3 separate regions of the Mus musculus genome follow, and all the other regions are linked to region 2. A link is a contact called in ENCODE Hi-C or POLR2A ChIA-PET data. All regions are on one chromosome and are shown on one strand. Each heading gives the region's core, a stretch centred on a gene start or an enhancer-like site at or near the end of the contact. The rest is flanking DNA. Distances are from core to core; before and after follow the strand shown. Region 1 overlaps Plxdc1 (plexin domain containing 1). Region 2 holds the start of Fbxo47 (F-box protein 47). Region 3 holds the start of B230217C12Rik (RIKEN cDNA B230217C12 gene).

Region 1 (3,395 bases), core at 117-2,616, 61 kb after region 2:
CCTGAGTTCAAATCCCAGCAACCACATGGTGGCTCACAACCATCTGCAATGGAATGAGATCTGATGCCCTCTTCTGATGTGTCTGAAGACAGCTACAGCATACTTGCATATAACAATAAATAAATCTTAAAAAAAAAAAACCCACAAGAGTTGCCTTGGTCATGGTGTCTGTTCATAACAGTAAACCCTTAACGAAGACAGTCACCACCACCATGCCCTAGTTCGTTTTGAGCTTTAAAGAGACAAATTTGTCTCTTTCTGCTCAGTCCCGAATGCTTTATTTCTGCCTTTGTTTTGTTTTGAGTGAGATTCTCAGGCACTTTCAGCATCTCCAAACACCTCATGTTTATAAACTCAAATATGGAGAAGAAGAATGCTTGCTTGTTCCCTCCGTCCTGCCCTCCCCTCTTCTACCCCCTAATGGCACAGTCCCTGTTGGAGAATTTCAACCAGTTTCTGCAGTCCCCTCCTGCTTTGGAAGTTTCTGTGACAAGAGTCCCCCACCCCCCCCACCCCCCACAGAGGCCCTGACCACTGGGTTGGCAACTGAGCATCCTTCCTGCCCTTGCTTGCCTAGCCTCTGCCATCCCCGCCACTGCCTGGCACCCTGTAGGCCACCACCAGAAAGCACGGGAAACACTAGGCTGTCACCGCTTGGGTGGTAAAGGGGTCTTGGGGTTCAGGCAACTGCTTTCTAAGGACAGTTCTGGGAACCAAGCTCACATATCCTACTGGCTCTCTGGAGCTGTTAGAGGACCTGACCTTCCTTTCCTGCCCTGCCAGGGAAGATGACCACCCCAGGCCTGAGGCTGCTTCCCTCCTTCCTTGGGGACTCCTGCTTAGGAACCAGATGGTTTATAATGAGATCCAGCCTCCTGCTTCCTCTTCCCTCCCTTCCAGCCCAGGCAGAACCTCAGGCAAACAGTCTGAAAGAGTGGGTGGGAGGAGTAGCCCAGGGCTCCAGGGGAGTACTGTCCAGTTTAAGCTCTGTCAGAAGTGACACTCAGATGCCTCAGGCTGAGCTGCAAGTGAGCCAAGACACTGTTCTTCCACTCATTTTACAAGTGGGGAAACCGAGGTACTGCCAGGTTAACCCATAGACCAATATGGATTTTGTTGGTTTTTTTTTTTAATAACACATTATCAACCAAGGCTTTCTACGGCCTTAAATAGAAGACACCTGGGGAAATTGCAGCAGAGCCCAGCCAGCACCACCAAGCACCACTGAGAGAGCCGGTACGTAGGTGTGGGCACCTGCTAAGCCCTGAACACTCAACAATGAGCTGGCCACCCCCGGGCCAGCTCTATCCAGCTCAAGTCAGAGCTCCCCAGATCCGGACCATCTCATTTGCTCTGGAGTTTGAGGACAGATGTCCCTGTGCACTGCATTATAAAAGAAGAATCGAGAACAAGGGGATCCTGGGTATTTTACGTAAGACTCGGGTTTCAGTGAGGCATCCTGGCACATGGCTGAAATCCCAGCACTCAGGGAGCTAAGCCAGGAAGATCAAGATCGCTATGAGTTGGGAGGAGCAAGAGACAGAAGGGATCGTCTACGTAACTGTCCTAAAAGCAAACAATTATACCAGCATCTGAAACTTGGACAACGGTGTGCCTGCTTTCCTACCGCCTGAGGTTTTCTTTTCTTTTCTTTTTTTAAGATTTATTTATTGGGGGCTGGTGAGATGGCTCAGTGGGTAAGAGCACCCGACTGCTCTTCCGAAGGTCCGAAGTTCAAATCCCAGCAACCACATGGTGGCTCACAACCATCCGTAACGAGATCTGACGCCCTCTTCTGGAGTGTCTGAAGACAGCTACAGTGTACTTACATATAATAAATAAATAAATCTTAAAAAAAAAAAAAAAAAAAGATTTATTTATTATTATACATAAGTACGCTGTAGCTGTCTTCAGACACACCAGAAGAGGGTGTCAGATCTCATGGGTGGTTGTGAGCCACCATGTGGTTGCTGGGATTTGAACTCAGGACCCCTGGAAGAGCAGTCAGTGCTCTTACCCGCTGAGCCATCTCTCCAGCCCAAGGGTTTCTCCTATTGTGATGAATATCATAATATAAAGCAACTTGGGGAGGACCGGGTTTATTTCATCTTACAACTTCTGGGAGGAAAGCCTGCTTCCTTACAAAAACAAGAACCACCTACCAAGGGGTGGCACCACCCACTGTGTCCTGGGTCCTCCTACTGTCAATCATTAGTCAGAAAAACCAAAACCAAAACCAAAACCAAACCAAACCAAAACCACCAGAGCTGCCTACCAGGCTTACAGAGGCACTCTCTCAGTTAAGCGTCCGTCTTCCCAAATATGCCCACGTTTGTGTGAAGACAAGAACTAACCGGCTCACCTACTAAATGGGTTTGGTCTGGGCAAGAAGATGCAGTGGAAACAAGCTTCAGAAATGACAGGCAGGTCGGACAGTGGTAGCGCACGCCTTTAATCCCAGCACTTGGGAGGCAGAGGCAGGCGAATCTCTGAGTTGAAGGCCAGTCTGGTCTACAGAGTTCCAGGATACCTAGGACTACACAGAGAAACCCTGTCTGGGAAAAAACAACAATAACAACAACCAAACAACAACAACAACAACAACAACAAACAAAGAAAAACCCAAGCTATGAGAATGCGGTCTTGTATACGGAAATGAACCTCCTGCTCTCTACCAACCCATAGTGTATCCAATTGCACACACACACACACACACACACACACACACACACACACACACACACAGAGGCATACAAATAGCCACCGTCATAGACAAATATGTATGCACATATAGTTTTTTTGCTTGTTTGTTTTTGTCTTTAATGCAGCAGTTGAACTTAGAAAGCATCCATACTAAGCAAGCACTCTACCTCTGGCCTACATTCCAAAGCTCACACAGACTCGTGCTTGTTTGAGACAGGGTCTCACTTCCACCAGCTTGTCCTTGAACTCACGACCCTCTATACTGGTGAGATTACTTATATGCCTGTGCCATCATGCTCAACTTTTCCCGTATAAATTTTTTTTTTTTAATAAAAGACCCCTAGCCACGTGAGAATGAGGTCGTAAGCGCACCGGGGTGAAGAAGGGCACGTTCCTGTCATTCATGTGTCCAGAGGGAGACTGAGGCCCACCTGTGCTGCAAGGCGACCCCAGTGGGATCTTACAATAAGGAGAGGATGGCCTGAGGTCCTGGGAACATTTAAGTAGAGGATGGAAAATTCTAGAGAGGCTTCGGCAGCTCTGTCTCTGTCCACTCTTCCCAGGAGACATCTCTCCTAAGTCCACCCTTTTGAACGATGAGGCCTCACAACTAATGCGCAGCCATGCCTGTGGGAGAGCAGGTGAATGGTTGTGTGGGCGGTGTGTGGGGTGACATTCAGAAATCTGCCTTG
Region 2 (3,941 bases), core at 525-3,024:
AGGCAGATCTCTGGGTCTGAAGCTAGCCTGATCTACAAAACTATTTCCAGAACACCAAGGACTACCCAGAGAAATCCTGTCTCAAAAACCAAACAAACAAATGACTATAGTTGCGCTTTACTTCAGATTTCAGTGAAATTTCAGATTAGTAATTGTGAAAATGGCTACCTTTACACAATATGTTTATTTTTATAAAACACAGCTAAGTGAAAGAAAACTAAATTCACTCATGTATTTTGGTGTTTATATTACTGTGAAAATTGTATTTATGTATTCATTTTCGACAAAAAAGTAAGGACTCATACTATTTTGTAATCTTATTACAATTTAATTCAATGCCAATACATGTATTTCTACAAGAATATGTATTTTAATATCCTCATGTAATTCCAAGTGGAAGAATTCTGATTGACTTAATTAAAAAGGTTGTTATTAATTTTAATTTTTCTTTTGTTCTCTTTCTTTCTTACCTTTTTTTTTTTCCTTATTTTCTCTGTGTAATAATGCTGGCTGTCCTGGGACTCACTCAGTAGACCAGGCTGGCCTCACAGAGATCCAGTCACACAGATCCATCTGCCTCTGCCTACCAAGTGTTGAGATTAAGGGCGTGCAACACCACTGCCATGCTTACTACAGAATTTTCAAGTATTTTTACTATAATAAAACATAAATTTGCTTTTTCTTCCAGAAACTTCCATCCTAGTCAGACTAGTGTGGGGCTAAACAACCTCCTCCCAGGGGTCTTTATCACCTATTAAGGGTATAGACATAACGTGTATGTATAATTTTTCACTTAAATCTCTGAGAGAAAAAAAACAAAAACCAACTGATCCCAGTTATTTCAAAACTTAGACTCAACTGGCGAACAGCTATAGTCCCAGCAACAAGGGAGACAAAGGCTGAGTTCGAGGTCAGCCTGGTCTGTGGGAGTCTAACAGTGCAAGTCCCACAGCAGCTGGGGTGGTTTCACAAAGAAACACTGTAGTGGAAACAAACTAACAAACAAACAAAAAGCCAACAAAACAAAAGAAAACAAAACCCCAACATTTAAGTCTCCCTTTCCTCCCTCAGACCTATTTTAGGGGTGGAGGAGCGCAGGATTTTGTGGAAACAGTACCTATTTCCTACCAAACTCTTCCTGCTTTCCCCTTAGCCTGAAGGTACGAAGCGCACAAGCCCTGTGACAATGGGATACAGTTTTTCCCTTGTGGCTCCCCGGCGGGCGTGGAACTCTCGAGCCTCCTGCCTCGGCCTCCGAGGAGCCGGTGACAGGCAGCACTGCCCCGCCCACGCACCGAGAACGGGGCGGGTCTAAGGGCGCCGACCTCGTCCCTGCCCCCACACCCTCTTCCGGAGGGGAAAAAATACCCCAGCAAGTCACCGCGCTTTGTCTTAACGTTCCTTTGCCAGCGCTAAACACCGCCAAAGAGGTCACCTAGGGAACCAGAGCAGAAACTGGCCCGCATAAAAATCAAATAGGACCTGCTGAAAAACACGCAATTATTTCTACCGGAAGTACTGGGGAATATAAAACACTTGTTACCACAGATTTCGACAGTTTTTCCGGCTACAGTATCACAGGAAAGTGGGATTTAGTCGTCTCGTCCCACCATCCTCAGATTTCACAAATACTTAAAAATAAAAATAAATAAAAAATTAAAAAAAAAAATCTCCTCAGGCTTTTCCCGCCAGATAATGGGGGCGGATCCTGCTCCGCTCTCTCCGCTCCGCCCCGGAGCTGCGTCCTCAGCTCTCGGGCGCCCCCGTCGCCTCAAGTAGATTTTAGAATTCTCCCAGGAGCCCCAGCGGGAGGAGGCTCCGCCCCCTCATGAATATCGAGCAGCCTCGCCTCCTCTGCCCCTCCCCTCATGAATATTCAGAGATCTCCCGGGAACCCTGCGGGCGGAGCCTCACCCTCTCAAGAAAGGATGAGACGCCGGGATCCTCGGCTCTTTTGCCTCCTCTCTTGAATCGCTCGGAGCACTCCCAGGAGTCCACGCACGGGAGGAGGCCCCACCCCCTCGCGAATAGAAAGAAACCTCGGCTCTTCAGTCTTTCCCTTATGAATACCCAGAACCTTCTCGGGAAACGCCCCCAAGCAGGCCACGCCCTCTCATGAATACTAAGCAGAGGCTCCCATGGTGCCCTCCTGTTCAGGGATGTTATTCGGAGTGAGGCCCTTAAAAGCCCGTGCTACCTCCATTTTAGACACCAAGTTGCTGAACGGGAGAAACGGGAGCTCTTATGGTAGGGTAAGTGGGGAGGCTGTAAATGGAGATCTCAAACTTGGAGGAGTTATACGCTCCACTACGTTTTTTTACACTCAGGTTTTAAAAAAAAGATTTTATTTACTTTACGTTTAGGAGTCCACTTTTGCTGTCTTCAGACACCCAGAAGAGGGCATCAGTTCTCATCACAGATGGTTATGAGCCACCATGTGGGTGCTGGGAATTGAACTCAGGACCTCTGGAAGAGCAGTCAGTGCTCTTAACCACTGAGCCATCTCTCCATCCCTACACTCAGTTTTAAGGCAGTTTCCGATTCACTCTTCCCCTGGGCCAACAGGATCTGTCACAAGAGCTTTTCATTAAAAAGTTGTTAGATGCCTGGTGTGATGGCATTTCCCGATGGAGGCAGGAGGCTAAACCAGCCTAAGCTACTTGAGAATCTGGCTCAACCACCCCACCCCCAAAGCCCTTAATATTAAATTCTCATTTATTTACAGATTCTGTGTCTTTTTCTTTTCTCTTTTTCTTTGAGACAAGGTCTTGTTGGGTAGTGCTAGGCTAGCCTAAACCTCTGACTCTTGCATGAGCCAGTTACAGTGCTGGGATTACAAAAATCATGATCCAGTATGCAGGGCTTGATTCAGATGGAAGCCTGCAGTGGGGCAGGCTGTCTGGGAGGCCTTAAAGATATAACAGAATGATACATATTATTTGAGACTGGGTCTCTTGTAGTCCAGGCCTCCTAGACTCCTCAGGTACATAGGCATATATATTCAGGAAAAACACCTATCCACATAGAAACACAAGAAAACCAAACAACCAGTTAAAGTAGATAACAGATACCCTGACTTCCCTGGGTTGGAGTAGCCTAGCGGTAGAATGCTTGCCTAGAACACACTGGAGCCTAGTTTCCACCCCTAGCATCCTCAAAGTCCTGACTTCCCTCTTCTAAATCTTCCTCCAGGTTTCTTTTGGAAATCTGTACCTCTTAGATGTTGGGAGCATTAGCATTAGTATGTACTTAGCAGATGTGAGGTCCCAGGTTCAAACCCCCACCCTACCCCCAAAAAGCAAAAAAAAAAAAAAAAAAAAAAAAACCCACTTTACATGACTTTTTCTGTAGCCATACTTACTTCCCCAAGTGGTGCTGTAACCTTGAGATGACCTGTCTCGTATCTCATTTACTAAATTAGGACAGATACTTCAGTACTACCTGCCCCCTGCCTTCCTTATCCTGTACCTTAATTCTTGTACTCAAACAGCAGATGAAATAATAGCTGAAGGAAGGCTTGGGTGCAAACCTGTCATTCCAACTACTTGGGAGGCAGAGGCAGGAGGATCACAAGTTCAAGGCCTTCCTTGGAGACACGGGGTTAGGTCAAGGCCAGTCTGAGGAAGTTGATAAGACCCTGTCTCAAATAAAAAGTAAAAGAGAAGGCTTGAAGGGACTAGTATCTGCTCCAGACACCCCAAGCCAGCTTCTAGGCACAAAGGGGATTTATCTGCCCCAGAGGGCAAAGGGCAGGGAATAAGAGACAAAGATAGGAGGAGGGAGAAGGGGACAAGGGAAAGGGGAAGGTATATTTGTGTGGTGGTGGGGTGTAGGACAACATGCCTCTGGATAGAGAGGAGACAGACATGGCCATAGGAAAAAGGCAGTTTATAAAGGGGAAAGGGAAAACCCAAGTTAGGGTGAAGTATTGCATTTTAATT
Region 3 (3,575 bases), core at 956-3,455, 43 kb before region 2:
TCCTTGAGGACATAGCCCGGCCCTTCAGTGACATCACCAGTGACAGCTCTGCCCACCCTGGGGTACTGTCACACTCGAGGCTGGCATTCCCTGAGTTCAGAGGGCCCCTCACACTGTCCTCCCTCTTCAGTTAAGCATCTTCCTTCTAGCCACCAGTGTCCTCCTGGACAGTTGGGAGGTGTCATTCATTCAAGTTCCTGCTGGCCTTGGGAAGCAGGCTACTCTGCAAGAGTTCAAGCCAACCAGTGAGCTCAGCTCAGGCTTTCTAGCCCAGAGTGTACTGCCACGTTTGACTTGTAAATTGATAGCAAGTAGGACAGCCCACAGAGCCACGGAGCCTGGAGAAACCCTCCACAGGGTAGTCTGGCAGGCAGCGGGAGGCAGTCTTCCCTCTCCCGTCTCCCAGCTCTGGGATGGCCCGTCCCCAGCCAGCTTGATGGCAAACACTGCAGCCTCTTTGCTCCTGGGAAGGCATCTGTGCTGAGCAATACAGCACCGCTGGACCCTGACTCCTGGTCGGCAGCCACCTGGCCAGAGGCTTTGTGGAGAGGGGCATTTCCTACCTGGGTTTCACGTGAAAGCATTCTCTGGACTCCCTCCGGAACAGCAGGGAGAGGCAAGGGCTAAGTGTAATCTGAGTGAGCTGAGTGTGGGGAGTGCTCCAGGCAGGGGAAGGACCTAGCAGCGTTCGAGTTTCCCAAGAGCAGCCCAAAAGCCTGTGACCCAGTGTGGCCTTGTCTGCTGGACTCGCCTGCTCAGGAGGGCTCCCCTCTTGAGAGTGGACTAAGTTCCTGTTAGAAAGGGTGTTACTGGCCGGGCGCAGTGGTGCACGACTTTAATCCCAGCACTCGGGAGGCAGAGGCAGGTGGATTTCTGAGTTTGAGGCCAGCCTGGTCTACAAAGTGAGTTCCAGGGCTGCAGGGAAACCCTGTCTCAAAAAACCAAAAAAAAAAAAAAAAAAAAAAAAAAAAAAAAAGAAAAGAAAAAAGAAAGGGGGTTATTAAGATCTCAAGGTCTAGACCCTTCAAAGAAAATATTTGGGGAGAGTCTAAGAATGCCAGACCTTAGAAACTGACCTATAGAAATCCTTTCCTTTTTAATAAACAGTTGGTACACAACACAAAGCAGAAAGAATCAAAATACATCGCAGTGGGTGTGGGTTTTTTTTTTTTAATGTGATTGTTTATGTATGTGTGTGTACACCAAAGGGCATGTGTGGACATCACAGGACAACTAACAGAAAGGAGTCCTTGTCTTTCCACTGTGGGCCCCAGGGATTGAACTCAGGTCCTCAGGTTTGGTGTACAACACCATTACCCCTTGAGCCCTATCATTGAGTTTTTGTAAGATTCGGTCCCTCAGAAGAAACCACATGAAAGCCAGCTGTAATGGCAGTGCTCAGAGGCTGAGAGGTAGAGTCAGGAGAATCCAGTCAAGGGCCAGCCTGGGCTAACTGAGACTCCCTCAAGACAAAATAAAACAACAACAATAATTAATAATAATACAAAAAGAAACAACAAAACCATGCTTGGATTTGCATCTCTAGACACTAGGAGCGGGTGTGAGTGGGTTTTTTGCTGTTTTCTCTGATGACGACACGAGGTAAATTCAGAAGATCCAGAGAAAACAAACGGGGGAAACTGGCACCACAGAAGGGAAGGAGAGACCTCATGTGACACAAATGAGCTTGGGCTCTGAGGATCTCCCAGACCAACAAGGCAAGCCAGCGTCTGGTGGAATGTGAGAGGCTCGCTTTGACTCCTGCCCCCTATTGACAAGTTGTTAAATTTATCACGCAAGCTCCTGACCACCCTTGAGCTCAGGCTTTAAAAGACTTCAGACTGGTTGAAATGACCCCCAGCACAGTGAGAAAACTCAGATCCATGCCCAGGGTCGCCCTACCCCCACCCCTCGCCTCCTGAGACTCACATGAGACCTTCCTCTATGTTCTCTGAACTAGGTAATGGCCCACAAAACTGGCAACAATTTGTCTTCTGAGATAGATTACCAGAGATGTGTGAGAGGGAGAAGGAAAAAGGAAGGCAGAAAAATCCATTCCTAAGGAGTCTGTAGAGATCCTCCGCTCACACCTTCCGGAGCAGCCCACTCAGTGCAGAAACTGTATCTAAATAGAGATAGCGGTTTTTTTGTTTTGTTTTTTTTTTTCCACACAAAGGGGCGGGGCTGGCTTCCTGGGAAGAAATTAAACCTCTCCGGTTTTGCCTGGTCTAAAAGTAGCTGTTCCCTGGTTACCCACCGTGGACTTTGTGATTGGCTGGCCGTGATGGTGGAGGTGGAGAGTAAGTTGCTGATGGGGTTGCAGCATCCCTTAGCTTCAGGTCCCCGGGAGGGGGAGGGAACAGGAAGCGGGAGGGAAGAGGAGCCATTTCTCCGCGCTGACCGACCTCCACGCTTGCAGCTCCCACTTCCCCGGAATCGAGGGGACTCCTCTGCTTGTACTGAGCCATGCTGGATATTTTCATCCTCATGTTCTTTGCCATCATAGGCCTGGTGGTTCTGTCCTACATAATTTACCTTCTCTAGTGGCCTGGCGCTGCAGGGGCTGCGAGGGGAAGGATGGAGCTGAAGGGCCGAGCATCCTGCTTGCTGACGCACCGGTGGAGTTTTGCTTCTGGTCATTATTCGGGTATTGATTAAAAAAAAAAAATGAAAAGAAAGCTTGTTTTTGTATCTATTTGTCATACACATTGACGTAGCATTTCTTGGATCAATGTGAAAAGAATAAGAAAGGCCAGCTTTCTTTGGGAATTGATTTAAAATGTTATTTCTTAAAAATAAACATCACTACAAATAAGTAAATAAATAAATATAAATAAAATGCACTAGGTTTTAGGTAGGATGGGAGGGAGTGTGCTGGGGGGTGGAGGGGGACAGACTATTATTTCCTAATTTCCTTCCAGGTAGATGCAAAACCAAGTTGTCCATTCTCTCCTGACAATGACTACAGTACATCCTTATGTGTGGACAAGGCAGTTTTCAAATCTGCTGGCATAATTGTATTCATTAATTCACTGCTGCGCCATAACTGCATTCATTAGTTCACTAGTGATTAACTCCCACTTGAGAAAAAATAGCAAATGAAACCTACTTGGGGTAAGGGGTGAGGGAGATGCCCACTTTCCCCAGTTGTGTAGAGGAATGGGGAGGATTCTCAGAACTCCTGCTAGTTCCTGACCAGTAGGGGTACCCCTGCTGCAGTTTGCAGCTGACCATTGTTTTTGGGTTTCCCACAGCTCCTGTGTCGGGTCCAGCAAGAGGCCTCTCACCACCAGCAGCAATCCTGAGGCCCAACTGATCTCTTCCAGTGTATCCGGATGTGGCTGACCCTTGGCACGAAGGCATTCTGTGAGGCAGGGGCACTCCTGGGGACATCAGGAGTTAGTCCAAGAATGCCAGCCACTGGCAGCTGCTGCATGCGATTGAGCTGTAGACAGGGACTATTCAGAATATGGAAGATTGGAACAGTGAAGTCAGAGTGGAGACTGCCCAAACATTCATATGGACAGCCTTTCCTTAGGTCTAAATGCAACTGCACACGATGCTAAAATATTCTT

The links. Hi-C counts contacts between places; a loop is a spot of excess contacts on that map. ChIA-PET counts read pairs that join two places held with the same protein, here RNA polymerase II (POLR2A).
Region 1: POLR2A ChIA-PET joins it to region 2 with 10 read pairs in embryonic stem cell. The contact joins the enhancer-like site here to the promoter of Fbxo47 in region 2. A Hi-C loop is called at or near these places in 2 of 37 maps with a recorded cell type or tissue (both mouse trophoblast stem cell). POLR2A ChIA-PET finds 5 or more read pairs at or near these places in 4 of 5 experiments (Patski and embryonic stem cell).
Region 3: a loop to region 2 is called in a map of left cerebral cortex, with 4 times the contacts of the local background. The contact joins the promoter of B230217C12Rik here to the promoter of Fbxo47 in region 2. A Hi-C loop is called at or near these places in 10 of 37 maps with a recorded cell type or tissue (heart and left cerebral cortex). POLR2A ChIA-PET finds 5 or more read pairs at or near these places in 4 of 5 experiments (Patski and embryonic stem cell).

What each region holds. Positions count from the first base shown.
Region 1 is chr11:97,943,874-97,947,268 of GRCm38, forward strand. The region is part of intron 7 of Plxdc1 (plexin domain containing 1); the gene reads right to left. Among named protein-coding and RNA genes, the nearest start is that of Plxdc1, 41 kb to the right of the region's middle. Within about 2 kb of position 1,367, at least 1 of the 3 ENCODE cell types and tissues checked has a DNase peak (open chromatin) inside an H3K27ac peak, as active enhancers do.
Region 2 is chr11:97,882,380-97,886,320 of GRCm38, forward strand. Fbxo47 (F-box protein 47) reads right to left here and starts at 1,775. Exons shown (of 11, transcript NM_001081435.1): 1 at 1,544-1,775.
Region 3 is chr11:97,838,930-97,842,504 of GRCm38, forward strand. B230217C12Rik (RIKEN cDNA B230217C12 gene) reads left to right here and starts at 2,206. Exons shown (of 3, transcript NR_169086.1): 1 at 2,206-2,300; 2 at 2,545-2,647; 3 at 3,255-3,575.